2 separate regions of the Homo sapiens genome follow, and region 2 is linked to region 1. Evidence: chromatin loops called from intact Hi-C (ENCODE). Cell type or tissue: breast epithelium. All regions are shown on one strand. Links, peaks and the distances in the headings refer to the core of each region. The heading gives the core; the rest is flanking DNA.

Region 1 (16,093 bases), core at 6,482-10,481:
TTTCAGCTCCATCTTCATCTCCAGCTGTATCTATGGACAATAATCCTTCCAGAAAGCAGCTGAATTGGGCTGGAATTGCATATCAGAGTGGCAGCTTCACCCAACAAGGGCGACTTAGAGCAGCATGACGCACTGTTATGAGGGGTTCTTTCCCTCTGGGAACGAAGATCTCAAGTGGTGTTTGAAATCCCCCATTTCTTGCAAAATACTGCTAAGGCTGCTGAGCTTAGGTTCCACTTTGGGGGTTTTCATCTCTGCGTATGCAACAGAATTCCAGACAAGAACATGAAATAACACAAACTGTTTTGTTTTTGAGCATTTTTGTTTAGTCCTTAGATTACTAAGGACTAACATTTGAAAAATGAAGTGAAAGTGAGTTCATTTATTTTATTTCAAATTTAGGGCCTGAAAATCTTTAAAACATTTTTGATTCAGCCGGGCACAGTGGCTCACACCTGTAATCCCAGCACTTTGGGAGGCGGGCAGATCATGAGGTCGGGAGATTGAGACCATCCTGGCTAACACGGTGAAACCCCGTCGCTACTAAAAATACAAAAAATTAGCTGGGTGTGGTGGTGGATGCCTGTAGTCCCAGCTACTCGGGAGGCTGAGGCAGGAGAATGGCGTGAACCTGGGAGGCGGAGCTTGCAGTCCAGTGAGACTGTCTCAAAAAAAAAAAATTGATTCAAGTTAATTTCAAATATATATCATTCATATCTGCATACAAAACAACTCCCCTGGAATGAGGATTTTAATTGAAAGTGAAGTTACAAATCTGAACACCTGGAGTGATCCACAGAAAAACATAAAATGCCATTGCCCAGAGGTGCTGCCCTCTGGATGGGTACCACTGCCTCCTCCACAGTCCAACCCAAGGAAGCTGAAGACCTCAGCTTCCGTCTCCCACTCATTTAAGACCTTAAATGAGATATTCCTCTGTCAAATGAGCTCCTTTCTAGACTCTTCATCCCAAACTACTCTGGGCCAGTCTAATCTCACTGTCTCCCAAACATCCCCTATTTGCTCATGACTCTGCACCTGGGATGCCTTGCTGCCTCCCTAAGTGTCTCTCATTGTTCAAGACCCTGAGTTCAAGTACCAGTTTTACTCCACAACTAACCAGGTCAGTTCACACCAATGTTACCCAACTCTAACCCCGTGGCTCTGAGACATATTAGGTGAGCATTTCAGCCTTTCTAACATATGGAATCATTAAGCAAATTTCCCTAATACGTCAAAGTACATGTCTGATGTTGGATATAGCTGGTCAGTACAGGAACAAAAGCACTGATTATTAAATGTTCAGGTGCACTGTAAGCCAGTAATTTCACATTGATAGCTAAAAATCAGCCATGTTGAGAATATTTTTACCACAGGAAATATGCTTCAAATCACTTGCCCCTGTAGTAAGTGTTGGCTGATAATATTATAAAAGCATGTCTTTGTTTATCGATGCTAAGGTTAAAGACCAAAATCTGACCTTCCGTGGTAGAACCCCACTTGACCACTTACTAGCTATGTGACTATGTTCAAGTCATTAAATCTAAGCTTCATTCAGTATCTTTATTTGTTAAATAGAGCTATCAAATAAGCCAGCATTACAGGGTGGAAATGAAAACAAAAATCAGACATCCAGGTAATATGGTTGGTAGGATGTCTACATAAAGTATCATTCAATAAACGTCATGAGACATTATTGTCATTATCATTACTTTTTTTTTTTTTTTTGAGACGGAGTCTCACTCTGTCACCCAGGCTGGAGTACAATGTTGTAATCTCACTTCACTGCAACTTCTGCCTCTCAGGTTCAACCAATTCTTGTGCCTCAGCCTCCTGAGTAGCTGGGATTGCAGAAGCACGCCACCACAGTACCATGCTACCACACCTGGCTAATTTTTGTATTTTTAGTAGAGACGGGGTTTCCCCATGTTGCCCATGCTGGTCTTGAGCTCCTGACCTCAGGTGATTCACCCGCCTCAGCCTCCCAAAGTGCTGGGATTACAGGCGTGAGTCACCACGCCTGGCCCAATGATTATTACTTCTTAGTGAGGAGAATGTGAGCAACAGGGATACTTAAAGCTATGGTCACTGCTAACTGAATATGTTTTAGTCTATTTTAATTGATATATATGTATTATTTAACAATTTTATTGTGCTTATTTAAGGTATACAACAACACAATGTTATGGGATACATATAGACAGTAAAATAAGGTTACAATATGAATGTATTCATCATCTCATGTAGTTATCACCTTTTTTTTTTTGCTAAAATCAACTCATTTTGCATGAATCCCAAATACAGCACCATTTTATTACCTATAGTCCTCACGTTGTACATTAGCTCTCTAGACTTAGTCATCCTACATATCTGCCACTTTGTCCTGTGACCTACAATCTCCCCATTTCCTTCTCCCCTGCAACCACTGTTTTGTTCTCTACTTCTGAATATTTGTTTTTGTTTTTGTTTTAGGATTCCACATATAAGTGAGATGATGCAATGTTTTCCTTTTTTAGGTCTGGCTGATTTCACTTAACATAATGTCCTTCAGGTTCATCCACATTGTGCCAAATGGTAAGATCTTGGGTTTTTTTGGGCTGAATAATATTCCCGTGTGTGTGTGTGTGTGTGTGTGCATGTGTGTGTATCAGTCACAGTTTCTTTATCCATTCATCAGTTGACAGACACTTAGGATGTTTCCATATTTCGGCTACTGTGAATAATGCTGCAATGATCATGAGAGTGCAAATATCTTTATGAGATGCTAGTTTTATTTCCTTTGGATGTGCCCAGAAGGAGGATTACTAGGTCATATGGTAGTTTTATTGTCAATTTCTTTAGAAATCACATACTGTTTTTCATAATGGCTCCACCAATCTACATTTTTACCAACAGAGTATGAGTTCCTTTTTCACCATACCCTCACTAACATTTGTTGTCTTTTGACTTTTTGGTAATAGCCATCCTAATGAGTGTGAGGTGGTATCTCACAGTGGCTTCGATCTGCATTTCCCTGATGATTAATGATGTTGAACACCCTTTCATATACCTGTGGGCAATGTTTATTTCCTTGGAGAAATGTCTATTCAGGTCTTTTGCCCATTTAAAAAATAAGGTTGTTATATGTGTTCTTTATAAATTTGAATATTACCAGCTTATCAGACATACGATTTGCAAATATTTTTTCTCAATCCATGGGCCATTTCTTCATTTTGATCATTGTTTCCTTTGCTATCAGAAGATTTTTATTTTGATAGATTCCCATTTATTTATTTTTGCTTTTGTGAACTGAGCTTTTCATGTGGTACCTTTAAAAAACATTGCCAAAGCCAATGCCCAGGAGCTTTTCTCCATGTTCTCTTCTAGGAGTTTTATGGTTTCCAGTCTTATATTTAGGTCTTTTATCTATGTTGAAGTGATTTTTGTATATGGTATTAGAGCCCAATTTCATTTTTTTACTTGTGAAAATCCATTTTTCCTAGTACCATTTCTTAAAGAGCCTACTCTTTCCCCATTGTGCCTTGTTGGTACCCTTATCAAAAATTAGTTGACCATAAACATTTGGATTTATTTCTGGGCTCTGTATTCTGTTCCACTGCTCTACGTGTCTGTTTTTATTCCACTAGTATGCTGTTTTAATTACTATCACTTTGTAATATCACTTTAAATCAGGAAATGTGATGCCTCCAACTTTGTTCTCCTTTCTCAGAATTGTTTTGACTATTCAGGGTCCTTTATGTTTCCATACAAATTTCAGGATTGTTTTCTCTATTTCTGTGAAGAATGCCATTGGGATTTTTATAGGGATTAGGTTGAATCCACATAATATTGCTTTGGGTAGTATGAACATTTTAACAATATTATTTCTTCTGATCCATGAGCATAGGAAATCTTTCCATTATTCTTCTTTCCTTCAATTTCTTTCCTCAGTGTTTTATAGTTTTCAGTGTACAAAGCTTTTAATTCCTTGGTTAAATTTATTCCTAAGCATTTTTTGATGCTATCATAAATAGGATCGCTTTCTTAATTTCTATTTTAGTTAGGTTTTCATTGGTATATAAAATGCTATTAATTTTCATATGTTGATTTTGTATCCTGCAACTTTACTGAATTCATTTATTAGTTCTACCAGTTTTTCCTGTGTGTGTGTAGAATCTTTGGGGTTTTTAAATGTAGGATCATATCTGCAAATAGAGGTAATTTTACTTCTTCCTTTTTGATCTAGATGTCTGTCACTTCTTTCTCTTGTCTAATTGCTTTTGTTAGTACTTTTAGTATTATTGAATAGAAGTGGTAAAAGTGGGCATGCTTGCTTTGTACTGTATCTTTGTATTAAAGCTTTCAATTTGGGGCATTCTGGGTTTGTCACTTAACAGTTTTGTGAATGTGAATGCGTGACTTAACCTCAGAATATAGGTTTTTGTACCTTTAAAATGCAGACAGTGATATCGATGTCATAATGAGATTAAAGTATAAAATCAGCTAGCAAAGTTTATGGTCTTTAAAATAATCCCACTTAATTTTAGTTTCCTTCCATTCCTTCCAACAGGTAGTCAAGAATGTTTTCATCAACTTTCTCTTTATTCCTTCACTTGGCTGACTAGCAGAAAAGGATTGATTCCAAATGGTATCATTTAGAAATTCAGATATTTAAATCTTGACTAAATGATCCCTTACTCAGTTCAGAGTTAGTAACACCCTTTGATGACTGCTGCTCTTATCAGCTGGGCTTTGACTTTATTTTAATTTCAGAGCCCAATGACAGTTTTTAGGGTTGCTTTCAGCAAAATCTACCATTTGATTATCCACAAATAGCACATCTTTTATCCAAGTAAGATAAGTAGCTAGCTTAAGAACAGAGAGTCATCTAAAGTCAAAGGAACTCTTAAATTTATATCAACAGTTAATCCTCTGTGGCCATGTCGGGTCTGTTGGTGGAGATGCCAAACACGGAAGACAGTGAAGTGGTGGCTCAGCGTTCTCCAAAGGAATGAGCAAGCAGATGAGGCAAAGCACACTCTGAAGGTGAGAGGGGTAGAGAGGGAAAGGCGTGTTACAGACGTGGCCAATCAAGCCTTTCTCTGAATCGTATCAGAAAACTCTTGAGGATAAAAACTCCTTGGCTTCTTTCCAGTGAGCCAACTTGATAGCTCTAATGCTACACACACTTTGAAATGATTATTTGTTCTGTGTTTAAAATGGGAAATTGAAGTTTGGCAAAGTCATTTGGACTAGCCCAGAATCTCATGCAAAGCAATTGGTTCAGAGCTATTAGTGCAGCAGATTTCTCGGTCCATTAAGAGTCTGACATAGTAGGAGGCGTCTGCTTGTGATTCTTTCCATTTCTAGCTCCAGACAAACTGCCCTTTCTGAGTCTTTAGTCTGTTTCTCTGATTATCTTTTAAGTGTCTCAGGAAAGTTTTTCCTCGATTTGGTGCTCACTGTTCCAAGCCTTTTGCTTCTATCCCTCTCTCCTCGCTCCCTGGCTGTTATTTTTTTATACACCATCTTTGAGAAACCACGTCATATGGAGATCTCCTAAATTTACTGTTCTCTACTCTTCACTTTTTTTCTTGGCTGTCTATTTAGATTCCTCCTTTATATTCTTGCAGCAATATTTTTCATGTATTCACTCTTTTCCTCTAAATGGTTGCCAAAATATGCAGCTGCTTCCTCCTCAATATTGTGAAGATCTGCCTTCTTTATCTATCAAAAGTTTTTTAAAGAAGACTTTATTTCCAAACCCTAACTTCGAGTTAACCATATAGGAAATGACGGAGTCTCTAGACATCTACTGTTTGATCAACGGGTCTTTTCCCTCTTGACTTTCACACCCTAACTTTTCTTGGGCAGTCCAGGCTCAGGCAAGCACCAGCATTATTTCCATTGCCTCTACTCCACTGTTCATTCTGGTGTCTTGTCCAGGCAGCCACAGTGGGCACAGTTAAAAGCAGCACCCTGCCAGCCTGCAGCCATATCCTTCTTGTGACTAGAGTCACTGGCAAGACATCCTTGTAGGGTGGGAGGGAGATCTTCTCTCTCTTACTTCTTGTTCTTCTTGGCCAACGAAATAGAAATTCCAACCTGTCTGAAGTGAGAGGAAAAAGTGCTTTTCCTTTTTCTGACCACTTTCCACAAAAGAAGAGTGGCATTTATCTGTTTGGTGTGATGGTGAGGATCAGGCATTCAGTGGTCTGCTGTTGGGTCAGGGGGTCAATGCTTAAAAGGCTGCATGTACTTGTGGCATCATTCACTTTGTCTCTGCACTCAAAAGGAAGGAGGAAGCCCCAGGTCCTCTATGCAGCAAGTGGAGTGAGAATCGGCTCTGCATGTCCGATGTCCTTGTGTGTGTGTGGCGGAGGCAAATGAAGAAAAAGCATTAGGATGCCTATATTGGCCTCAAGTCCAAGGTTCTTCAATATGGTTTTGGTAGCACTATACAGATTTTTTTAAAACCCCTGTATCTATTAGCTAGTTTGGGGCTCAGAGAAAAGAGGGGGAGTGATTACCATCTCAAACTCCAATAAGACCATGCTATTTCCTTTTATTTCCTGATTATTAAAATTAAATATATATAAAACAACAATTATCTATATTTTCATAACTCATTTTTTTCTCCTTAGGTATTCTCACATCAATCCTAAGAGATAGAAGAGTTAAAAGCCATATCATGCTTAACGCGATTCTAGTGGCAATTCTGTGAGAGGAATGGGGCTCACAGAGTTAGCTACATGCTATAGAGGGGAAAACAGGCACAGGGAGGCAAGATGACTTGCCCAAGGTGAGACCACATCTCTAGATAGCGGAGGAGCCGCCACAATGACCCTATCTCATTCCCGATAGAGGAGGCCAGCCCGTCTCTCTTGCTTTGTGTTAGGTGCTACCGAACATAGTGGATTCTCAGTCAGTATTACTGTTTCAATACACACTGAAAGATTTTTATTTAGTGAATTGAGTTGTAATTCTACAACTCAAGAAGAGAAGAATTATGAAGAGGCACGGTACGGCTGTTGAAGAAAATTGAGCTCTTTCATCACTGCTCAAATACAGTCCTACTCTATTCTTTAAGCTATTCTTTCCCTGGTCCTTCTATTTTCTCTCCCAGCATCCCATGCATCCCCTCCTGCCTGCCATGGACTCTCCCTTAGTTTGTGTCTATCTGGCTTACTTAAACATCTTATTAGCTAACCTTGTGCCTTGAGAAAATCATTTTATGTTTTGCAACTTTGAGTTTCTCAAATTTAAAATTAAACCATTAAATGAAACCTCTAAGATTCCCTTTAGGCTGGACATGGTGGCTGATGTTTGCAATCCCAGCACTTTGGGAGGCCGAGGCAGGCGGATCACTTGAGGTCAGGAGTTCGAGACCAGCCTGGCCAACGTGGTGAAACCCCGTCTCAACTAAAGATTGGAAAAAATTAGCTGGGCGTGGTAGCGCATGCCTGTATCCCAGCTACTCTTGGGAGGCTAAGGCACGAGAATCCCTAGAACCTGGGAGGCAGAGGTTGCAGTGAGCTGAGATTGTGCCACTGCACTCCAGCCTGGGCAACAGAGTGAGAGACTCTGTCTTCAAATAATAATAATAATGATAATAATAAGATTCCCTTTAGCTCAAACCATGAGCAGAGTGGGGAGACTTGTTTGGGTGGGAGCTGGGGTCCAGATGCTTTGGCTAGTGAATGTGGTCATCTCCCCTCCATTACCAATGGCTTCTACAGATTTAATATTTAATTAATATTAAATTCCCTCTTTTGAAATAAACAGTTAGATTGTTGCCTCCTAACTGGACTCTGACTAATACAAGGAGAAATTTTGTTTTATAGATTACTTTTACCTAATAAGGTTCTGCTTCATCTTTGGGGAAGATACTCACTGCCAGAAAGAAGAGGAAATATAGGAGGAAGGTGCAGTCCATGATTGGAGCCAGGCTGGCAGAGGTCAGCTGGGTTTTTATTACAGTTTTCTGGAAATACAGATTAGCTTGCATTAGAAAAGCGAAAGACCTTTTAGATGTTCAAGTAGACTGGAAAGTAGTGTGGGTTAGAGAACAGAAGGGTAACAATCTTCCCTCCAACCTAAGAAAATAGCTTTCAATTTCTCCTTGGAGACCTCAAAATTATAAGGTAAGCATATTTTTTGAAAAGTGGGTTCATTATGGTCATCAGGTTCTAAACATCTGTCTGTGCCTACAGTAGCTACATTCCACATGGGTTGAGGCATGGCCTGCTCTCACTCCAGAACTTCATATGTGTTATTGCCTCTGCCGCAAATAATATTCCCACTTTCAACCTTAAACTCCTTCCTCCTGCCTCATTCCTACTTGTCTTCCCTCACAGCCCTCCCTCAACTAGGTTAGGTGCCCCAACTATGTCCTGCTATAGAGGCATATTCTTGTTTTTTATTGCACTCATTACAGAATAATGAAATGACTTCTTTCCACATCTGTCTCCATAAGTAAAATGTAAACTCTGAGGGGGTTACATGTGTGTTTTATTCCACTGTACCTGGCACAGTGACTGGCACATAGGCATTCGACTACAAATATTTAATATAGGTACCAATAAGGTGCTATGTTTTATGGGGTGGTAGTGGTGAGAGTTAATCCCTTGTAGATTTTCAACTTGTCTGTTATATTTTGCATCCTGTCTGTCTAGACCAGTGCTCCCAGGTGATTTTGATAGCATTTGCTAAGGGACCACATTTTGAGATGCAAAGCTAGATGTTTGGAACATGCACAGAAAATGGAGCACCAGGGCTGAGGTAGGATAGAAGTGAAATGAAGCTTAAGTGTTCCCATGTTTGATGCTGCCTGCTTTTCTCCCCACCCTTTCGATCTTGGGCTTTCTATCCTCCCCCAACCAAAGTCTATTTCTTGGAAAGCATTCACATTCCTGGGTTAAATGGCAGAAAAGAGTAAATGACCGTGTTACTTGTTCAAGATGGTTTGTATTTTTCACAAGGAACAAAGCCCTACTGGTTTTGAACCAAAGGAATGGACTTCAAATTGTGTAATGTCAAGTTTAAGAAGCCAGTAGGAAATCAGGAGACCACACTTGTAGGTGACTGAAGACTCGACCCACATAGGAAGCTCAGTAGAGGGACAGTGTCCATCACAGGGTGGGTGCACAGGCATGCATGTTGAATCAACAGAGTCACACCGGTCTAGCATATCCCTCAGTGAGAAGGAAGTACATAAGTTGTATGTGCACAGAAAGTCTGTGCCATCATGAGCCTTCTGGAATTGTCCATGGGACTTATTGGAGAAACTTAAAAGAATACATCCTACCTAGTGTTTCCTCACTCACCGTGGGAAAAAAAACCCTGAAAATAAAATACTGTTAAAATGAATACTATTCTGGCTGAAAGTCTGCACCCTTGATAAGTGATTTGCTCTGTTAGACAGGCAGGAATTAGCATAGAGAACTTTGGAAAAGCCACCAACTATCAGTGGCTTGGTATTACAAACATGGAGAAGAATGAATTTCTGTGCTCAATTCCTTGCATTCTCCCACCATTAAGAAAGATGCTATCATTTCAAAATGAAGATATGTACAGTCTTGGACTTTTGGGGAACTTCTCTTGGAAGTTATTGGTGCTTCCGAAAATGGGTAGTCTGTAACACTTTGTAGGGAAGATCTATACTGGGGAGGGCTGGAGCTGTCATAATCTTTGTAGAGAACTGGAAGGCTGCCATGCTGTGTTCCTGAGCATTCATTACTTCAGTGAGGACACCTTCATTCCTTATGGTTAGCCTGATGAGCCACCGAGCAATGCTGATGGATTGGTAAGGCTCACACCCTGACTCCAATGCTCCATCAAGGTTAGATATGCTCGACTTTGCTGCCTTTTCAGTAGTTTTGTGTTTACTTCCCTCTTTTCCTATATTTTATACATGCCTCCACGTGACACTTATTGATATCACTGTTGCTGAGTTTGGGCATACTTCCAGAGAAGCTCAGATTTGCTCTTACTTTTCCATCCAATAAATTCATCTGTTAAGCATTGGGAGAAGAATTCTGGAAACTCCATCACTAGTTGGCAACTATCACATTTCTTAAGAGAAGAAAAATCTTTAATCTAGTTGAAACCATATTTCTTGTGCTGGAATGGATTTAAGACAAAAATTATATTGCACATTTGGGCACGGACCTTGATTTTTCAACATGCATCTTTCATGTGTTAGGAACTGATGCTGCACATTTTCTCCCCCGGGGATTTTCCTTTTCTTAAGGCATTAAATTGCTTGCTCAGATGTATAAAGGATGTACCACCTTGAATGGATGTGCTAATTAGCAATGGTAAAATTTATGTATGCAACATTGATAAGGAAGGAGAGATTAAAATCCTATTTCATTTATGTATTATATGTTTACAAAAAAGAAAAACATAAGGGAAAGCGACCTCTTTTGTCTAGCTGAGAATTTAGAAATGAAAGGCATGCATGCATTTTTCAGAAGGAGGTGAGCAAAATGTTTTATGGCTTTCTAGCAGATATTCCACACCAATAGTTCCGAAGCCCTGCCATCCATGAGCCCCTGAAAAAAATTCCATGGTTAGCCTTTGTCCTTGTGTAATGACTGTTTGCATTCCTCTATCCAACTATAGCCCAGTTCATCTTATAGATTACCACCACCAAAGGGCTCTTTAAGCCTGGGCAACTCTATTACCGTTTACCCTTGTGACATTTCTATTCTCTAACTCAGAGGTTCTCAAAGTGTGGTTCCCACACCAGCAGCACCTGCATCACTGGAAACTGGTTAGATATGAACATTCTTAGGTGAAACTCAAGACCTACTGAATAATAAAGTTTGGGGTGATGCCCAGCAGTCCATGTTTTAAAAGACACTAGCTGATTCTGATGTATGCCCTAACTGAAAAGGTGTTGCCTCCTAATTTGAAAAGGAGGATCAAAAGACTGCCCTTTGCCCTAGTCCAAAGTAGTAAACAACTAACCACAGAACAAGTAGTAACCCCATCCTAATTGATTGTTGATAGTGTCATGCTCTTGAAGGTCAGCCAATCAACTACAGTATCACTCCAGGAACTGCTTCTGAAAGTCAGCTCATCCTTAAACCACACAGCTGAAAGTCAGCCAATCCCTAAACACTCTTGCTTCAGAAAATCTGCCAACCCCTGAGCTCCCTGTTCCTAAAACCCTTTAAGATAGCAAGTCTTGGTCTGTTCAGAGAGACAGATTTATAAGAGTAGCTCTCCATTACTTAGGAAGCAATAAATTTAGCCTCTTCGTTTCACATACAGATATATGGGATGTTAAAAATTTCATCCTCCAAAAAATGATCATTGTAGATTTAGAAGTCAAAATTTGTATTAGAGAGGTTTTACCAGCATTGTTGAAATGTTGGTGATGGGGATGTTTGAGGAACATGATATGCTTGTCAAAGACAAGAACCAACTATGAATTAGAGATAATATTTTATAGTAAAAATGATAAAATAAAAAACATGAAATAAAATATAATTATCCATTACTAAACATGTATAGTTATTATAAAGTAAACAATGAACAATTACTTTATGAAAGTTTTGATATAGTAATATCAGGAGAATAGGGAAGGAAGAAATGGGGTGATGTTGGTGCTAAATCATAATTTTCTATAACAGGAAGCCCCAACCTGGGCAACACAGTGAGACCCCATCTCTACAAAACAATTACAAATTAAAAAACAATTAGCTGGACATGGTGGCATGCACCTGTAGTCCCAGGCACTCAGGAGGCTGAGATGGGAGGACCCCTTGAGCCTGAGTGATTGAGGCTACAGTGAGCCATGATTGTGCCACTGCACTTCAGCATGGGTGACAGGGATTTTGTCTTAAAAACATAAAAAATAAAAATAAATGATGTCAAAATGGACATTAATTAAATTTTAATGCAACTCAAGAAATATTTGTTGAGCATATACCTTGGATTGTTAGATGCTAGAGATATGAAGATGAAACTGTCAGAGTAGACAGGCTGTAAGTAATTTCAACACAATCCAAAGAAGAAATGAATTGATTCTGATAGTGGTGTTGGTGGTGAGAAAAAAATTGCAAAGAGGGAGTCCTGGAAAGTATGCCTTCTAAGTATGAGTAGATATTCTTAGGCAGACTGAAAAGAGAAGTGCCTTCCAGGGTGAGGGAATAACATGGGTGAAGGCAAAAGGTCCTGAAAGTGAGAATGGAGTTAGGGAAATAGTGAGTAATTTGGGGAACTGGTTAGAAGTAAGACTGGAAAAATAGTCTGGTGATGGGATTTAAAAGGTCTTGAATGCCATGATCAGAAGTTTAGATTTATCACAAAGGCATTATTTTCATTTTTCCTAAGGAAGTAATATTAGCTTTTGCTATTTTTTTAAACTTTTAGGTTCAGGAGTACATGTGCAGGTTTGTTAGATAGGTAAATTGCCTGTCATGGGGATTAAGTATACAGATTATTTTGTCATCCAGGAAATAAGCATAGTACATGATAGGTAGTTTGTTGTTGTTGTTGTTGTTGTTGTTGTTGTTTGAGATAGGGTCTCATTCTGTCACCCAGGCTGGAGTGCAGTGGCATGATCTCAGCTCACTGCAATCTCTGCCTCACAGGCTTAAGCCAACCTCCCACCTCAGACTCCCAAGTAGCTGGGACTGCAGGTGCATGCCATCACACCCAGCTAATTTTTGTATTTTTAGTAGAGACAAGGTTTCACCATGTTGACCAAGCTTGTCTCGAACTCCTGACCGCAAGACATCCACCCGCCTCAGCCTCCCAAAGTGCCAAGATTACAGGTTTGAGCCACCATGCCTGGCCCTGATAGGTAGTTTTTCGATACTAACTTTCCTCCTTCCCTCCACTCTCAAGAAGGCCGCAGTGTCTGTCCTTTGGGTCCATGTGTACTCAATGTTTAGCTTCCACTTGTGAGTGAGAACATGTGGTATTTGATTTTCTGTTCCTGCGTTAGTTCACTTGGGTAATAGGCTCCAGCTCCATCCATGTTGTTGCAAAGGACGTGACTTTGTTCTTTTTTATGGTTTTGTAGTATTCCATGGTGTATATATACCACATTTTCTTTATCCAGTTTACCATAATGGGCAGTTAGGTTAATTCCATGTATTTGCTATTGTGAATAGTGTTGCTATACATGTGTGCTATACATGTGTATGTGTCTTTATGGTAGAACAATTTTTATTCCTTTGGGTATGCACCCAATAATAGGATTCCTAGGTCAAATGATAATTCTGCTTTGAGTTCTTGGAGAAATTGCCAATCTTCTTTCCACAATGGTCGATGTATTAGTCTGTTCTCACACTGCTATAAAGAACTGCCTGAGACTGGGTAATTTATAAAGAAAAGAGATTTAATTGACTCACAGTTCCACATGGCTGGGGAGGCCTCAGGAAACTTACAATCATGGCAGAAGGGAAGCAGGCACGTTTTACCTGGCAGCAGGCAAGAGACAGCATGAGTGTGAAGGAGGAACTATCAAACACACAAAAGCATCAGATCTCATGAGAACTGACTCACTATCACAAGAACAGCATGGGAGAAGCCATCCCCATGACACAATCACCTCCCACCAAGTCCCTCCCTGGACACATGGGGATTACAATTTAAGATGAGATTTGGGCGGGGACACCAAGCCAAACCATATCAGTTGACTAATGTTAGTTTTAATCTTTTGGTATAATCCTAAACTGGAACAGACTAACCTCTACTGTTCTCAATAGGGATGTCCTATGGCCTGAACTGTGTTGCCCCTAACATTCGTATATTGAAGCCCTAACCCTCAATGTGACAATATTTTAGAACAAGGTTAAATGTGGTCAAAAGGCTGGGGCCCTAATCTGACAGGATTAATGTCTTTACAAGAAGAGACACTAGAGATCTATCTCTCTCTCTACCACGTGAAAATATAGTGAGAAGGATGCCATTAGCAAGCCAGGAAAAGAGTCCTCACCTGAAACTGAATTGTGCCAGAACCTTGACCTTGGACTTTAAGGCTCCAGAACTGTGAGAAAATAAATTACCATTTTTTATGCCACCCAGTCTATGGTATTTTGTTATGGCTATCCTGATGGATTAAGGCAGAGTGCTACTGGCATTTGGTTGGTACAGTCCTTCATTATTCAGGACTATCCCATACATTATAGGATATGTAGTGTCTCTGGTCTCCAACTATAAAATTCTAGTAGTGCTACTCTGTCACTATGACAACAAAAAAAATGCTCCTACACATCTTCCAATGCTTCTTTGGGGGCAACAGTACTTACTGCTTCTGGCAGAAAACCACAAAAGGAAGCCTGTGAGAAGACTAATACAATTAAAATAAGATTTATTATGTTCCTTCCTGATCTCCTAGCGACCATAGGAAGGACTTTTACTTATTAAGAGTAAGGCATATGGTATAACAGCAAAATACAATGACAACAATAACCTTGATGTTCCTAAGAATCTCTGGTGTTGGAATAGAGTCTTTTATTTTGAGAAAGCAAAGGGAATACCTTGTCTTAGTACCAAATGACTAACATATTCATGTATCACAGTGAAAAAAAAAAACCCAGAAAACAAAAACAAGCTCTTTGCATCCTGAGATAAAAACAAAACAAAGGGAAAACAATAAAAGGACACTCTTTAACACTAGTCTTCAAAATAAATAAAACCTTGAATCCTTTCTACTAAGTTGCTAACTCTTTAGGAAAAAGTAATTCCTGATTTTTACAATACTAAATTTGGCAGATGTGTGATGACCTTGAAGATACAACCGTGTGAGGAAATTGCTATCTATCTCATCTTAAAAAATGATAAATTTAACCTTGGTAACCTTGTGGGGTTTCTTTCCCCCTGTATCTGTTCGAAACCCTTTCTAAAACCCTGCAAGTAAAAATACTTGAGAACAATCCAACTGCAACAGAAATTTCATCATGCTCCATTATTAACTATTAGAGGCAATTATTTTCTGATTTATATCACCACAGATCTATTTTATTCTTCTCAAATTTCATTTACATGGAATCAAACACCATGATTATTTTGTGTGTGGCTTTTCTTGTTTGACATGTTTTGGGGACCTTTTTATTTTGTTCATTTTTTTTAATTGCTGAGGACTATTCCAATGAATGGATATAACACAATTTGTTTATATGTTCTTCTGTTGACAGATACGTGGATTGTCTCCAGTTTTTGGCTAATATGATCAAAGCTTCTAGGAACATCATTGCACATGTTTTTTTTTTTTTGGATATATACTTTCATTTCTTACCTAGGACTGGAATTATTGAGACATAGGGTAGATGTATGTTTAATTTTATAAGAGACCGGAAACAGTTTTTTTGAAGTTTTTATAGAATTTTACATTCCATCAACAATATATGAGGGGTCCAGGTGTTCCATATCCTTGCCTTATATTATCAAACTTTTAAAATTTTACACATTCTAAGTAATTGCAAAACCATGTTACTTTGTGCCTTTAATTTGCATTTCCATGACAATCATGTTAAGCACCTTTTTTGTGTTCTTATTGGCTTTACATAAATTTATTTTTGTTTAAGTCTTTTGTTCATTTGTAATCGGGTCATTGGTCTTTATCTTGTTTATTTGTAAAGAGTATTTTGTATTTGTGAATATGAGTTCTTTTTTCACATATATTGTGCCTCATAAGATTTTTTCTTTTTCCCAGTTTGTGACTTGTCTTTCTTTTTTTTTTTAATAATTAAAAAATTAATGGGTACACAGTAGGTGTATACATTTATGGGGTACATGAAATGTTTTGATACAGGCTTGCAGTACTTAAAAGTCACATCAGGGTAAATGAGGTATCCATCACCTCAAGCACTGATCATTTCTTGTGTTACAAACATTCTAATTATACTCTTTTAGTTGTTTTAAAATGTATGATATTGTTGACTGTAGTCACCCTGTTGTGCTATCAAATACTAGATCTTATTTATTCTGGCTGACTATATTTTTATACTTCTTAACCATCTCCATCCTCCCTATACCCCACTACCCTTCCCAGCCTCTGGTAACCATCATTCTATTCTCTATCTCCATGAGTTCAATTGTTTTAATTTTTAGATACTACAAATGAGTGAGAACATGTGATATTTGTCTTTCT
Region 2 (16,093 bases), core at 6,271-10,270, 120 kb after region 1:
AAATAATTTTGGAAAGTTGGAATAGGTGTATTGTTTTCCAAACTCACTATGAAGGTATAATAATCAACGATATGGAATTGGTATCAGGATAGACAAATAGGTCACTAGAGCAGAGCAGAATTTAGAAATAGACACATATAAAGTCAACTGATTTTCAACAAAGGAACCAAGGCAATTCAATAGGGAAAGAAAATCTTTTCAACAAATGGTGTCGGCTATATATAGGGAAGAAAAATAAACTGTGACCCTTACCTCTCACCCTCCACAAAATTAAGTTAAAACGGCCTCTAGACCTAAACAAAAGGGCTTAAATTACATAGTTTTCTAGAAGAAAATAGAAGAGAAACACTGAATCCAGGTGTTGGCAAAAATTTAGACAAGACTCAAAAGCACTGATCATAAAAGAAAATAATTGGCAGTATGGTAGCCATCAAAATTCACATTTTTCTCCTCAAAAAACACAATTAAGTAAGTGAAAAGGCAAGTCTGGGAAAATACAATCATATTAATTGTATCTGAAAAATTATCGCCCATAATTTACAAACAACAACAACAACAAAATTTCTATAAATCCACAAGTCAAAGATAACCAAATTTTAAAATAGGTGAAAAACATGAACAGATAATTCACAAAAGCAGATCTATAAATAGCCAATACACATGTGGAAAAGTGCTCAAAATCATTAGTCATTAGGGAAAGGCATAAGGAAATTTCCAGTATGATGGAAATGTTCTATATCTTGATTGGAGTATTATTTACCTTGGTGTATATTTTCACAAAACTCACTGAAATTTATAGTTAAGATTTATATCTGGGCCCGGGAGCCAAGATGGCCGAATAGGAACAGCTCCGGTCTACAGGTCCCAGCGTGAGCGACGCAGAAGACAGGTGATTTCTGCATTTCCATCTGAGGTACCAGGTTCATCTCACTAGCGAGTGCCAGAAAGTGGGCCCAGGTCAGTGGGTGCGCACACCGTGTGCGAGCCGAAGCAGGGTGAGGCATTGCCTCACTCAGGAAGCGCAAGGGGTCAGGGAGTTCCCTTTCCTAGTCAAAAAAGGGGTGACAGACGGCACCTGGAAAATCGGGTCACTCCCACCTGAATATTGCGCTTTTCCGATGGGCTTAAAAAATGGCGCACCAGGAGATTATATCCCGCACCTGGCTCAGAGGGTCCTATGCCCACGGAGTCTCGCTGATTGCTAGCACAGCAGTCTGAGATCAAACTGCAAGGCGGCAGCAAGGCTGGGGGAGGGGCGCCCGCCATTGCCCAGGCTTGCTTAGGTAAACAAAGCAGCTGGGAAGCTCGAACTGGGTGGAGCCCACCACAGCTCAAGGAGGCTTGCCTGCCTCTGTAGGCTCCACCTCTGGGGGCAGGGCACAGACAAACAAAAAGACAGCAGTAACCTCTGCAGACTTAAATGTCCCTGTCTGACAGCTTTGGAGAGAGCAGTGGTTCTCCCAGCATGCAGCTGGAGATCTGAGAACTGGCAGACTGCCTCAAGTGGGTCCCTGATCCCTGACCCCCAAGCAGCCTAACTGGGAGGCACCCCCCAGCAGGGGCAGACTTACAGCTCACATGGCCGGGTACTCCAACAGACCTGCAGCTGAGGGTCCTGTCTGTTAGAAGGAAAACTAACAAACAGAAAGGACATCCACACCAAAAACCCATCTGTACATCACCGCCATCAAAGACCAAAAGTAGATAAAACCACAAAGATGGGGAAAAAACAGAACAGAAAAACGAAACTCTAAAAAGCAGAGCGCCTCTCCTCCTCCAAAGGAATGCAGTTCCTCACCAGCAATGGAACAAAGCTGGACGGAGAATGACTTTGACGAGCTAAGAGAAGAAGGCTTTACACGATCAAATTACTCCGAGCTACGGGAGGACATGCAAACCAAAGGCAAAGAAGTGGAAAACTGTGAAAAAAATTTAGAAGAATTTATAACTAGAATAACCAATACAGAAAAGTGCTTAAAGGAGCTGATGGAGCTGAAAACCAAGGCTCGAGAACTACGTGAAGAATGCAGAAGCCTCAGGAGCCGATGCAATCAACTGGAAGAAAGGGTATCAGTGATGGAAGATGAAATGAATGAAATGAAGTGAGAAGGGAAGGTTAGAGAAAAAAGAATAAAAAGAAATGAGCAAAGCCTCCAAGAAATATGGGACTACGTGAAAAGACCAAATCTATGTCTGATTGGTGTACCTGAAAGTGATGGGGAGAATGGAACCAAGTTGGAAAACACTCTGCAGGATATTATCCAGGAGAACTTCCCCAATCTAGCAAGGCAGGCCAACATTCAGATTCAGGAAATACAGAGAACGCCACAAAGATAATCCTCGAGAAGAGCAACTCCAAGACACATAATTGTCAGATTCACCAAAGATGAAATGAAGGAAAAAATGTTAAGGGCAGCCAGAGAGAAAGGTCGGGTTACCCTCAAAGGGAAGCCCATCAGACTAACGCAGATCTCTCGGCAGAAACTCTACAAGCCAGAAGAGAGTGGGGCCAATATTCAACATTCTTAAAGAAAAGAATTTTCAACCCAGAATTTCATATCCAGCCAAACTAAGCTTCATAAGTGAAGGAGAAATAAAATACTTTACAGACAAGCAAATGCTGAGAGATTTTGTCACAACCAGGCCTGCCCTAAAAGAGCTCCTAAAGGAAGCACTAAACATGGAAAGGAACAACAAGTACCAGCCACTGCAAAATCATGCCAAAATGTAAAGACCATTGAGACTAGGAAGAAACTGCCTCAACTAATGAGCAAAATAACCAGCTAACATCATAATGACAGGATCAAATTCACACATAACAATACTAACTTTAAATGTAAATGGACTAAATGCTCCAATTAAAAGGCACAGACTGGCAAATTGGATAAAGAGTCAAGACCCATCAGTGTGCTGTATTCAGGAAACCCATCTCACATGCACAGACACACATAGGCTCAAAATAAAAGGATGGAGGAAGATCTACCAAGCAAATGGAAAACAAAAAAAGGCAGGGGTTGCAATCCTCGTCTCTGATAAAACAGACTTTAAACCAACAAAGATCAAAAGAGACAAAGAAGGCCATTACATAATGGTAAAGGGATCAATTCAACAAGAAGAGCTAACTATCCTAAATATATAGACACCCAATACAGGAGCACCCAGATTCATAAAGCAAGTCCTGAGTGACCTACAAAGAGACTTAGACTCCCACACATTAATAATGGGAGACTTTAACACCCCACTGTCAACATTAGACAGATCAACAAGACAGAAAGTCAACAAGGATACCCAGGAATTGAACTCAGCTCTGCACCAAGTGGACCTAATAGACATCTACAGAACTCTCTACCCCAAATCAACAGATTATACATTTTTTTCAGCACCACACCACACCTATTCCAAAATTGACCACATACTTGGAAGTAAAGCTCTCCTCAGCAAATGTAAAAGAACAGAGATTATAACAAACTATCTCTCAGACCACAGTGCAATCAAACTAGAACTCAGGATTAAGAATCTCACTCAAAACTGCTCAACTACATGGAAACTGAACAACCTCCTCCTGAATGACTACTAGGTACATAACGAAATGAAGGCAGAAATAAAGATGTTCTTTGAAACCAACAAGAACAAAGACATAACATACCAGAATCTCTGGGACGCATTCAAAGCAGCGTGTAGAGGGAAATTTATAGCACTAAATGCCCACAAGAGAAAGCAGGAAAGATCCAAAATTGACACCTAACATCACAATTAAAAGAACTAGAAAAGCAAGAGCAAACACATTCAAAAGCTAGCAGAAGGCAAGAAATAACTAAAATCAGAGCAGAACTGAAGGAAATAGAGACACAAAAAACCATTCAAAAAATTAATTAATCCAGGAGCTGGTTTTTTGAAAGGATCAACAAAATTGATAGACCGCTAGCAAGACTAATAAAGAAAAAAAGAGAGAAGAATCAAATAGACGCAATAAAAAATGATAAAGGGGATATCACCACCAATCCCACAGAAATACAAACTACCATCAGAGAATACTACAAACACCTCTACGCAAATAAACTAGAAAATCTAGAAGAAATGGATACATTCCTCGACACATACACTCTCCCAAGACTAAACAAGGAAGAAGTTGAATCTCTGAATAGACCAATAACAGGATCTCAAATTGTGGCAATAATCAATAGCTTACCAACGAAAAAGAGTCCAGGACCAGATGGATTCACAGCCGAATTCTACCAGAGGTACAAGGAGGAACTGGTACCATTCCTTCTTGAAATTTGATTGAAACTATTCCAATCAACAGAAAAAGAGGGAATCCTCCCTCATTTTATGAGGCCAGCATCATTCTGATACCAAAGCCGGGCAAAGACACAACCAAAAAAGAGAATTTTAGACCAATATCCTTGGTGAACATTGATGCAAAAATCCTCAATAAAATACTGGCAAACCAAATCCAGCAGCACATCAAAAAGCCTATCCACCATGATCAAGTGGGCTTCATCTCTGGGATGCAAGGCTGGTTCAATATATGCAAATCAATAAATGTAATCCAGCATATAAACAGAACCAAAGGCAAAAACCACATGATTATCTCAATAGATGCAGAAAAGCCCTTTGACAAAATTCAACAACCCTTCATGCTAAAAACTCTCAATAAATTAGGTATTGATGGGACGTATTTCAAAATAATAAGACTATCTCTGACAAACCCACAGCCAATATCATACTGAATGGGCAAAAACTGGAAGCATTCCCTTTGAAAACTGGCACAAGACAGGGATGCCCTCTCTCACCACTCCTATTCAACATAGTGTTGGAAGTTCTGGCCAGGGCAATTAGGCAGGAGAAGGAAATAAAGGGTATTCAATTAGGAAAAGAGGAAGTCAAATTGTCCCTGTTTGCAGATGACATGATTGTATATCTAGAAAACCCCATTGTCTCAGCCCAAAATCTCCTTAAGCTGATAAGCAACTTCAGCAAAGTCTCAGGATACAAAATCAATGTACAAAAATCACAAGCATTCTTATACACCAACAACAGACAGACAGAGGGCCAAATCATGAGTGAACTCCCATTCACAATTGCTTCAAAGAGAATAAAATACCTAGGAATCCAATTTACAAGGGATGTGAAGGACCTCTTCAAGGAGAACTACAAACCACTGCTCAAGGAAATAAAAGAGGATACAAACAAATGGAAGAACATTCCATGCTCATGGGTAGGAACAATCAATATCGTGAAAATGGCCATACTGCCCAAGGTAATTTACAGATTCAATGTCATCCCCATCAAGCTACCAATGACTTTCTTCACAGAATTGGAAAAAACTACTTTAAAGTTTACATGAAGCCAAAAAAGAGCCCGCATCGCCAAGTCAATCCTAAGCCAAAAGAACAAAGCTGGAGGCATCACACTACCTGACTTCAAACTATACTACAAGGCTACAGTAACCAAAACAGCATGGTACTGGTACCAAAACAGACATATAGATCAATGGAACAGAACAGAGCCCTCAGAAATAACGCCGCATATCTACAACTATCTGATCTTTGACAAACCTGAGAAAAACAAGCAATGGGGAAAGGATTCCCTATTTAATAAATGGTGCTGGGAAAACTGGCTAGCCATATGTAGAAAGCTGAAACTGGATCCCTTCCTTACACCTTATACAAAAATCAATTCAAGATGGATTAAAGACTTAAACGTTAGACCTAAAACCATAAAAACCCTAGAAGAAAACCTAGGCATTACCATTCAGGACATAGGCATGGGCAAGGACTTCATGTCTAAAACACCAAAAGCAATGGCAACAAAAGACAAAATTGACAAATGGGATCTAATTAAACTAAAGAGCTTCTGCACAGCAAAAGAAACTACCATCAGAGTGAACAGGCAACCTACAAAATGGGAGAAAATTTTTGCAACCTACTCATCTGACAAAGGGCTAATATCCAGAATCTACAATGAACTCAAACAAATTTACAAGAAAAAAACAAACAACCCCATCAAAAAGTGGGCGAAGGACATGAACAGACACTTCTCAAAAGAAGACATTTATGCAGCCAAAAAACACATGAAAAAATGCTCACCATCACTGGCCATCAGAGACATGCAAATCAAAACCACAATGAGATATCATATCACACCAGTTGGAATGGCAATCATTAAAAAGTCAGGAAGCAACAGGTGCTGGAGAGGATGTGGAGAAATAGGAACACTTTTACACTGTTGGTGGGACTGTAAACTAGTTCAACCATTGTGGAAGTCAGTGTGGCGATTCCTCAGGGATCTAGAACTAGAAATACCATTTGACCCAGCCATCCCATTACTGGGTATGTACTCAAAGGACTATAAATCATGCTGCTATAAAGACACATGCACATGTATATTTATTGTGGCATTATTCACAATAGCAAAAACTTGGAACCAATCCAAATGTCCAACAATGATAGACTGGATTAAGAAAATGTGGCACATATACACCATGGAATACTATGCAGCCATAAAAAATGATGAGTTCATGTCCTTTGTAGGGACATGGATGAAATTGGAAATCATCATTCTCGGTAAACTATCGCAAGAACAAAAAACCAAACACCGCATATTCTCACTCATAGGTGGGAATTGAACAATGAGAACACATGGACACAGGAAGGGGAACATCAGACTCTGGGGACTGTTGTGGGGTGGGGGGAGGGGGGAGGGATAGCATTGGGAGATATACCTAATGTTAGATGACGAGTTAGTGGGTGCAGCGCACCAGCATGGCACATGTATACATATGTAACTAACCTGCACAATGTGCACATGTACCCTAAAACTTAAAGTATAATAAAAAGAAAAGATTTATATCTGTGTGTACATTTTACCTCAATTTAAAGGAGTATACACAGCTTGTATTTTTTTCTAGCTGATTTGTTGCTATTATACTATTTGTACTTGAGAGTAGATTTCATTCTAAATTGCTCGTTTTTGTTTTGTCATTCATTCTTTCATCCCTTTTAAGTTTTAGAGAAAACCAACCTGTCATCAATTTGAATATGAATAGAGAAGCAAGGGAGGGTGAAATGCGGTGGCCAGTTCAGTTTAGTTTATTATAGCACGAATACAGTGGAGAAATGACCAGGATATCAACCAAGGAGTTGACATTGGTAATGGAGAAGAGGAAAAGTGCTAGAAAATTTGATGGTATATACAATAGGACTGATTAGCCATGGTGGGCAGAGTAGGTCAGTACAGTAGAAGGAGAAAAGTAGAAGTAATTCTAGGTTCCTGTCTTGAGTGACTAAAGATGAATGTCAGTGCCCATCAAATAAGAAAAACAATACAACAGGCAATAAGTTAGAACAGGAAAGGCGAACGGGTGATGGGCTGATAAAAGACGATGAGTTCAGTTGTGTACAGATTGAGTTTAAGTGCCTAAGGGAAACCCAAAAGGAGAGGTCAAATAGGCAGCTGGTCATATTATCCAGATCCACTAAATCCTTATTAGGTTGTTACAAAAGTAATTGCAGTTTTTGCCATTAAAAGTAATACTTTCTGCTTTGCAGTAGAAACTTGGGTTGGTCCCCACATATCGTTTTTAAGTCTCATGTATAAAAATGAATTTAATCCTTCTGACTCCCTTCAACAAAATATTCCAAGGCCAATGACAAATTTTTGACTTGCTTTGCATTTTGAAAATAATTATCTCCAAAGTTTAGATCAGGCTCTATTATGAGCTATCATGGTAGAAGTAAAAAGCATCTGAGTTTTGGAATCAGGCTGACCTTGATTCCAATCCTTGCTCTGCCATTTAGAAGCCAGTTGATCTTGGATAAGTTTATTTATGCATCCTGGCCTCAATCTCTTCTTCAGCAAAAGGGGATTAGGAATCCTATCTTGCAGTAGTGTTATGAAATACTGTGTGGGAAAGAACCTAGCATACAATAAATGCTTAATACATATCCATGTATTTGTAGCCTTCCTTTCAGAGGATGAAGGGTTGATTTACAAGCAAAACAGTATTAGGCAAAATTGTAAAGTATGAAAAAATGCTAGACCATTTTCTTCCCCATGCCTCTTCAAAGTCCAAGACTTTCTTTCCTCTTTTCATCATCAAAAATCAGCTCTCAGGAGAGGATGTGACATCAGTCCTTTGCCTCTCATTGTTAAGTTTACATCATCCCCTCCTTCATGTGCCTGGGGGGACTTCACATTCCAGGCCTTCTATGCAACAATAGAAAGAATGGCTTTGTTTCTGGTTAAAGGCTCAGTGTGCTGGTTAGAAGGAGGCTGTGCCTGGCAGGGTCCCTTCCTGGAACTCCTGAAATCCTCCCTATGAAAGTAGCTAATTCTCTTCTGTGCCTCCAAGTTAGTAGCTTAAAGCAAAAGAAAACACTATTTCACCATATCTAGTATATACTTGTCCCCAATTAGCCATCTGAAGCTTCTCTCTCTACCCTCCCCATCATCTACCCACCTCCCTGGCTGTGTGGTTTTATTTTGGATTTCAATTATTTTGTTATTAGTAGTAGTAATTCTCCATAAGAGACAAATAGGGGGAAGGGGAGTATTTGTCTATTATTTATTGCTGTTTAGGCTAAATGTCTGCAGGTTAATTAAATAGAAAAGTGTCCCCCCCGGGAATGTAGTAGGTCCCTAGTGGTCCAATAAGGTAATAAAACCATGGTGAAACTGAAAGCATTATTGCATGCTGCTTTATTCTCATCAGCAAAGACTTCCAAATACAAATGTAGTCAATTATTGGGTGATTCAGAACAGGAATTTTTGGAATTTAATTATGAAAGTGGTCTGTGTGGGCACTGCAGTCACTGATGGGCAAATGACTGGGAGCTGTCCAAGGGCCAGTGACCTGATGTCTTGACTAAGCACATTCACCCAGAAAGGGATGGTTGAACAAAGAATTCTGCTCTGGCTTTATCAAAGAAATTGTCTACCACTACAACAACCTCTCTTCAGTGTGTGTGTGTGTGTGTGTGTGTGTGTGTGTGTGTGTGTGTGTGTGTACCACCTCATTTTCTTTGTTCCTTCAGCCTCCCTCCATTAATTTGCTAAGTCCTCCTAAGGATCTTAAATTCCTCCAAACAATAGGACAGATATCTTCAGCATCTGAGCAACAATGAAATCAATAAAGACTTTGGAGGGGAGCAAGAAGAATGGTGTGTAGTAATGGCAATTATTCACTGAAAGCAATCTAACCCATTCTTAATTTAATTTGGAGTGCCATTATTTCAGGATTCCAAATGCTAAGGTCATTTTAATCATGCAGATCTCATGTCTTATCGAGTTGTGGCAGAGAATTACTCTTTTTTGTGACCCTGAGTTAGCAAGGACATACTGGGCAAACAGCCAAGGTGCAATACGCTCAATAATAATAATAATCTATACCTAAAGTTAGAGTGATGGTTATTAGCCATTGGCTATTCTGATAGGAGGAGTGTCACCTTTTCAGACCCTCTAGCTGGGTGACTTAGCACTTTCTTTAGTGAATGAAAAGCATCATCACATCAACTATCTTTCTTTCATGGGAGGAAAGAAGGCATAACACACATACTATAGAGAAAAGGTATAAAGTAACAAAATTTTTTATATGTAAAAGAGAAGTAGGTATAGGGGGAGGGGTTTGGGGGAGAAAAGGAAAATAATCTGACCTTGGAAAGAAGGGGAAAAAAACCTCTTTCCTGGGGGGTTTTCTTAGAGTGTAGGAAGAACCAGAGATTTATTTTGAACCCATTTCCTCGTCACAAAAAGAAAAAGAACTTGGAGATCTACTTCCTGTAAAAGAGCAAACAGATATTAAGTCCCAGGTCATTTTAGTCTGTAAGCAAGGTTTGTGTTCTCTTTTCTAATAGCTGTTGTTTGTTGAATTCAAATTGTATACAGGAAAGTTCGCAAGTCCTTTGCATATATTAACATTATTTAATTTTCACTGCAAAACCTGCAATATATATTTTCTTCATTTTATAGATGGGAAAAGTGAACCTTTAAGAGGAAATGTGTAATTTGTCCACAACTAGCAAGAGACAGAGCTGGAATTTTTCATTTAGAATTCCAAGCCTCCCACTTTTTATTCTGCGTCACCAGGATTTTTTCAACTTGCAGAGGTATTTTGTTGTTGCTGCTGTTTGTCTTAATGAAGAATTCAAATATGGCCTTCCAAAATATTTTTTTCTTGAGTTAAATAGGTTTCAAAGCTCTCAAAAAAGTACTGAAATATCTAATCATGTATTATCTCCTTTTCAGAGTGCTCTAAATAAGTTTGATTTTAAAGGCACAATTAGTTAAAATAGGCCTAAAAAGTTGGCGTGCACTTGATTTGGAAGCTAAGATTGGCACCCATGGTCTTAGCAATTAGCTATCATGAGAAAGTAGATGCTGAACCAGAGGACACTTGATGTGTCCTATCTTGGGCCAGCTTGTGCTAGAAGATTCTATGAATGGGTTGAAACCAGTTTGCTCTGTGATGTTGAAAGCCACTTACCTTCCCTGTGCCTCACTAGATAGTGATATTAGTAGAAATTTTGATCACTATCTCATTCTGCAAAAAGCTGCCAGGACTAATAAAATAATACTAGCAAAATACTATTTGGTATAAAGATATAAGTGAATTATTTTTCACTATTTGGTATAAAGATATAAGTGTTTTTTTTTTCTTAAACACAACTCCAAAACATTAATCCCTCTAATTCACCTTCTAGGGAATAAAGTCACAAGCTAGTCAATAATTCAAACTCCCCAGTAAAATGAGAAAGTATTATTGACCCTGAAGAGCACAAAGGTTAATTTATTTGCAAAAATCACCTCCTGCCTCCTGCTGTGGGTGGAACGAAAATATGTCAAGACTCATGAGAAAGCAATCACCTCCTTCTCCCTATAGCTCGACATTTCTGTTTGTTTTGTGTGTGTATTGGTAGGGGACCTAGGTCTCAGGAAGACATGTTGGAGAGATGTTTGAGTATGCTTGCTACATATCTAAAAATTTGTATGTTCTAACTTTGTCCATGAAGCCATAGGGATCAAGAGGAATATTGGCAAATGTAGATGACAGCCAAGCACATTTTGCCGGCCAGGCAGATTTTTTGCAAGCCCCTTTATTTATTTATTTTTTAATGATTTGCAAGCCGGTAAATTGAATTACTCAGTTTTGATTATAAAATAGGTTAGTAGGGAAGCCCAGAAGGTCCACTTGTTCACCATTACAACTACTATCTTTTCTCTCTACCTGATACTGTTCTTCAGAGAAATCACTTCTACTTTTTTTTTTTTTTTTTTTTAGACAGAGTCTCACTCTGTCAGCCAGGCTGGAGTGCAGTGGCATGATCTTGGCTCACTGCAACCTCTGCCTCCTGGGCTCAAGTGATTCTCCTGCCTCAGCCTCCTGAGTAGCTGGGATTACAAGCATGTGCCACCATGCCCGGCTAATTTTTGTATTTTTAGTAGAGACGGGGTTTCACCATGTTGGCCAGGCTGGTCTCAAACTCCTGACCTCAGGTAATCTGCCCACCTCAGCCTCCCAAAGTGCTGGGATTATAGGCGTGAGCCACCACGCCCGACCATCACTCCTATTTTTAATCTAATCTACAAAAACTATGCATTTCTTCAAATTAGTCCCAATAATTTGAATAAGAGAACACTAATTTTAAGTCATGACTTGTTGACATTTGACTTTTAAACTTAGTCATGAGCTCATTAAGAGGCTTTTTGATTTAAAATACCCTTACTTTGGCCAGGTGCAGTGGCTCACACCTGTAATCCCAGCACTTTGGGAGGCCAAGGCTAGTGGATCACTTGAGGTCAGGAGTTTGAGACCAGCCTGGCCAATATGATGAAAGCTCATCTCTACTAAAAATACAAAAATTAGCTGGGTGTCATGGCAGGCACCTGTAATCCCAACTACTCAGGAGGTTGAGGCAAAAGAATTCCTTGAACCTGGGAGGCAGAGGTTGCAGTGAGCTGAGATTGCACAACTGCCCTCCAGCCTAGGCAACAGAATGAGACTCTGTCACAAAAATAAATAAAAATAAAATAAGTAAAATAAAATACTCCCGCTTTAAAATGCATTTGGGAATGATGTATAGTGGATAATTGTTCTTTTATTATTATTATACAGAATCCATCCTCCCTTCTTTCCGCAACAGAAACCCAATTCCCTTTAGGGGACATGTATCTTCCACAAGGTGTGTAGTCTGAGTAGGATTATAAATGAAGGCTCCTCCCCATCCCCTTGATAAGTGGTGGAAGTGTAACACCCAACAGGCTCTCCTTGCCCCCTGTCTAGGCAGGGCCAATTTATCAAGACAGGGGAATTTCAGTAGAGAATTGCAACTCATACAGAGCCAGGTGTATGGGAGACCAGAGTTTTATTATTGCTCAAATCGATCTCCCCCAAAACTTGGGGATCAGGGTTTTAAGGACAATTTGGTGCATAAGGGGTTGGAAAATGGGGAGTACTGATTAATTGGGTCAGAGATGAAATTATAGGGAGTGGAAGCTGTCTTTTGCACTGAGTCATTTCCTGGGTAGGGTTCACAAGACCAGATGAGCTAGTTTATTGTTCTGCATGGTACCAGCTGAACCATGGAGTACAGGATCTGCAAAATATCTCAAGCACTGATCTTAGATTTTACAATAGTGATGTTATCCCCAGGAGCAATCTAGAGAGGTTCAGAATTTTGCAGCCTCCAGCTGCATGACTCCTAAACCATATTTTCTAATCTTGTAGCTAACTTGTTAGTCCTGTAAAAGCAATCTAGTCTCCAGGCAGGAAGGGGGTTTGTTTTGGGAAAGGGCTGTTATTGTCTTTGTTTCAAAGTTAAACTATAAACTAATTTCCTCCCATAGTTAGTTCAGTCTATGCCCAGGAATGAACAAGGACAACTTGGAGGTTAGAAGCAAGGTGGAGTCAGTTATGTCAGAAGTCTTTCACTGTCATAATTTTCTCAGTTATAATTTTTGCAAAGGCAGTTTTATAAACCTCACTATGTCAAAGGAGCCTCCATCCTATATATCTTGAGAGTGGCACTTGCCCATCTTAGCACCAGAGCCTGGTGAGATAGTTAGGTAAATCTTGAAACTGGGCTTTTTTTTTTTTTTTTTTTTTTTTTTTTGAGACAAAGTTTTGCTCTTGTTGCCCAGGCTGGAGTGCAATGGCGCGATTTCAGCTCACCACAAACTCAGCCTTCCGGGTTCAAGCGATTCTCCTGCCTCAGCCTCCCAGGTAGCTGGGATTACAGGCATGCACCACCATGCCCGGCTAATTTTTTGTATTTTTAGTAGAGACGGGGTTTCTCCCTGTTGGTCATTCTGGTCTCGAACTCCCCATCTCAGGTGATTCACCAGCCTTGGCCTCCCAAAGTGCTGGGATTACAGGCTTGAGCCACCTCACCTGGCCAAAACTGGGAATTCTAAAACAATTTGCTTCCTTTATTTTCCTCAGTCAGTCCTATTCCTCAGTTTTCCCTTTAATTCCGTGAGTCCTCCTAAATCATACTTCTCTCCATCCTTTATAAATTCTCATTTCATGTAAGTTAACCATAATCCATTCCTTTTGCTTGCAAACAAGTATGCTGCTACACTGTCTTTCTGAAAATACTACAATTAGCTGGAAGCAATGATGTGAAAATCAAAGCCTAACTGGACCAGGGATGTGGATGACTTGTCTTAAACAGCTCAGGCTTTGATCTTATTTCTCCTCTGTATTGTTTTAAAAGCATCTGTGGGAGGAAAAAGAAATATAATGAAATCTCTCAATTAACTACCAAGTCTCTTGAAGAAGAAGTCAAAACTTAAGCTTCTCTAGTATTTGCCTTTTTGAATTCTGTACCCTGAATGGAAAGTCTTGGTATCCAAGCCAATTCTGATACAAAAAATAAACAATATAAATCAGTTAACTGAAAAATAAGACTAGGTCAGATTTCCATCTGACTTTTTTTTTTTTGGAGACTGAGTCTCACTGGCTCTGTCACGCCCAGGCAGGAGTGCAGTGGTGCAATCTTGGCTCACTGCAACCTCCGCCTCCTGGGTTCAAGCAATTCTCCTGTAGTCCCTGAGTAGCTAGGACTACAGGCGCCCACCACCACACTCAGCTAATTTTCGTATTTTCAGTAGAGACGGGGTTTCACCATGTTGGCCAGGCTAGTCTTGAACTCCTGACCTCAGGTGATCCACCCACCTCAGCCTCCCAAAATGCTGGGATCACAGGTGTGAGCCACTGAGCACAGCCTCCATCTGACATTTTTTATCAGCATCCCTTCAAAAGGCAACATCAGGAAATTGTGAATTAAATAAATTTTGAATCCTGTTTCAGATCATGCCAATTCCTTAGCTTTGCAGATTCCAAAATCTGCTTTCAAATTAGATATTTCATTAGCTTTAATGTATCTTCTAACCTGATGCAGACTCTGAGTTGCATTTTGTAATTTGGGTTCATTCATAATTTACTCTTCAGGAAATTATTATATGAGTATAACAGCTGGAGATGATCGTCCTCCCTCTTCTGTTCTGAGCATTGAAGTAATAACAGCAAGTTAGCACAAGTTTCTTTGGCTGCTGACATAATGAGCTACTTAAGTAACATTATGGTTGAAACCACATGAAGGGAAAGACAAGAAAGAGAACTAATATTTATTGAACACATACTATTCGCCAAGCATTATGTAGGAATTTATTATTACCATTTTTAAGAGAAGAAAACTGAGGTTTGAAGATGCTAAATAATCTTTTTTGTTTAATATACGCTTATTGGAGATTTACCATGTGTCAGGAACTGTGCTAGGCCCTGGAGATACAAAGGTGACTGCTGTAGTAGTAAATGGCAGATCCGTGAATCAAACCTAGGTCCACCTGTCCCTGAAGCCTAGGCCATAACTGATATATCTCCCATGGCACATCCCCTAGGTCAGGATCTCCTCTCCTGATATGAAAGTGAGACCAAGAGCCAGAAAAGAGCCTGTTTCTCCAATGTTTTGGCATCAAGACAATAGATTCTTGAAATTTTTATAATTAGAACCACTTCTAAGTACAGTGAAGAAATTTCATAATTCTCAATCTTATGATTTTAGTTTTCCCAAGGTTCCTTTAAACTTTAGAACAAGTATTATTACTCTCAATTTACACACGGGGAAGAAAAAAGCTTAATGAGATTAAATTACTTAATAAGGGTCCTGGAATTAAAATAAGAAATGATCATCTGGGCTTGACAGTCTGGGCAAGATAGTGAGTTAACACATTATTGGCTACCCCCACTCTACTACAACTTAACCTTGGAGATGCTACAGGAGAGGTCAGAAGGTGGAAGGAATACAGAGCCTTAATTATTTACCGTTAACTGCAAGTAGCCCTTGGGGAGACCAAAAGTAGTTAAGAAGAACAGCCTTGGAAGGAAGAAGGTCAGAAACCAAAGAAAAGGAAAGAACTCAAGGATGGCTTGCTTTCTTCCACATTATCTTGGGGGCATATTTCTGTCCATCTACTGCTGCCTCAAGGCAGGTCAGTGCCAGTCTGAGGTGGCCCTACCTAAGGGCAATAATGGAGCTCAGTAGATTATTGGGACTGGGAAACAAAACATCCAAAGTTAGATACATGTTATAGTTCAAAATATCAGGAACCCAATGGGTAGATTAAATAGCAAGTGAATGAACATAGCTAAAGTAAAAATTAGTAAGCTAGAACATTATATACAAGGGGTCCCCTAACAGGAACTAGAAAGGGTAAGAGTTGGAAGAAAAAAGGTAAAAATTAAGTAATATAGAAGATAGAAATAGAAGTAACAGACTCCATCAATTATGAGTCACAAAAGGAGAGAAATCAGTTTCCAGATGAACAGAAGAAAGAATTTTTAAATGTAATGGTGATGAATTTCCCATAATTGAATAAAAAATATATATCCTTTGTACCCTTTGTTCTGTGCTACTGCCGTATGTGTTCCACAAAAAACAGTCAACTAAGAAAGAAAAAGACGTGTGATTCAGGAAACAGGGATTCCATCATGGGAGAGAGGCCAAGGAAATTCTTTAGTTAATGGGGGGAAGAGATCCTGGAATGATTGTCATGTGGCAGACCTAGGGAGCAACCAGTCCATGTTAGAGGAAAA

The links. Peaks named below come from ENCODE experiments on the same cell type or tissue, not always from the same donor. Only the 100,000 strongest peaks of a DNase experiment are listed, where the experiment ranks them.
Region 2: a loop joins it to region 1, with 8 times the contacts of the local background. A loop is called at or near these places in 1 of 110 quality-filtered maps.

The regions. Positions count from the first base shown.
Region 1 is chr2:206,876,867-206,892,959 of GRCh38, forward strand. No RefSeq gene overlaps it. Among named protein-coding and RNA genes, the nearest start is that of CPO, 55 kb to the right of the region's middle. In breast epithelium, for the core only: no CTCF peak of the experiment used is centred there; no DNase peak of the experiment used is centred there.
Region 2 is chr2:207,000,090-207,016,182 of GRCh38, forward strand. No RefSeq gene overlaps it. Among named protein-coding and RNA genes, the nearest start is that of CPO, 69 kb to the left of the region's middle. RefSeq lists a silencer at 8,076-8,370. In breast epithelium, for the core only: a CTCF peak has its summit at 8,639; a DNase peak (open chromatin) is centred at 8,242; H3K27ac peaks cover 953 bases.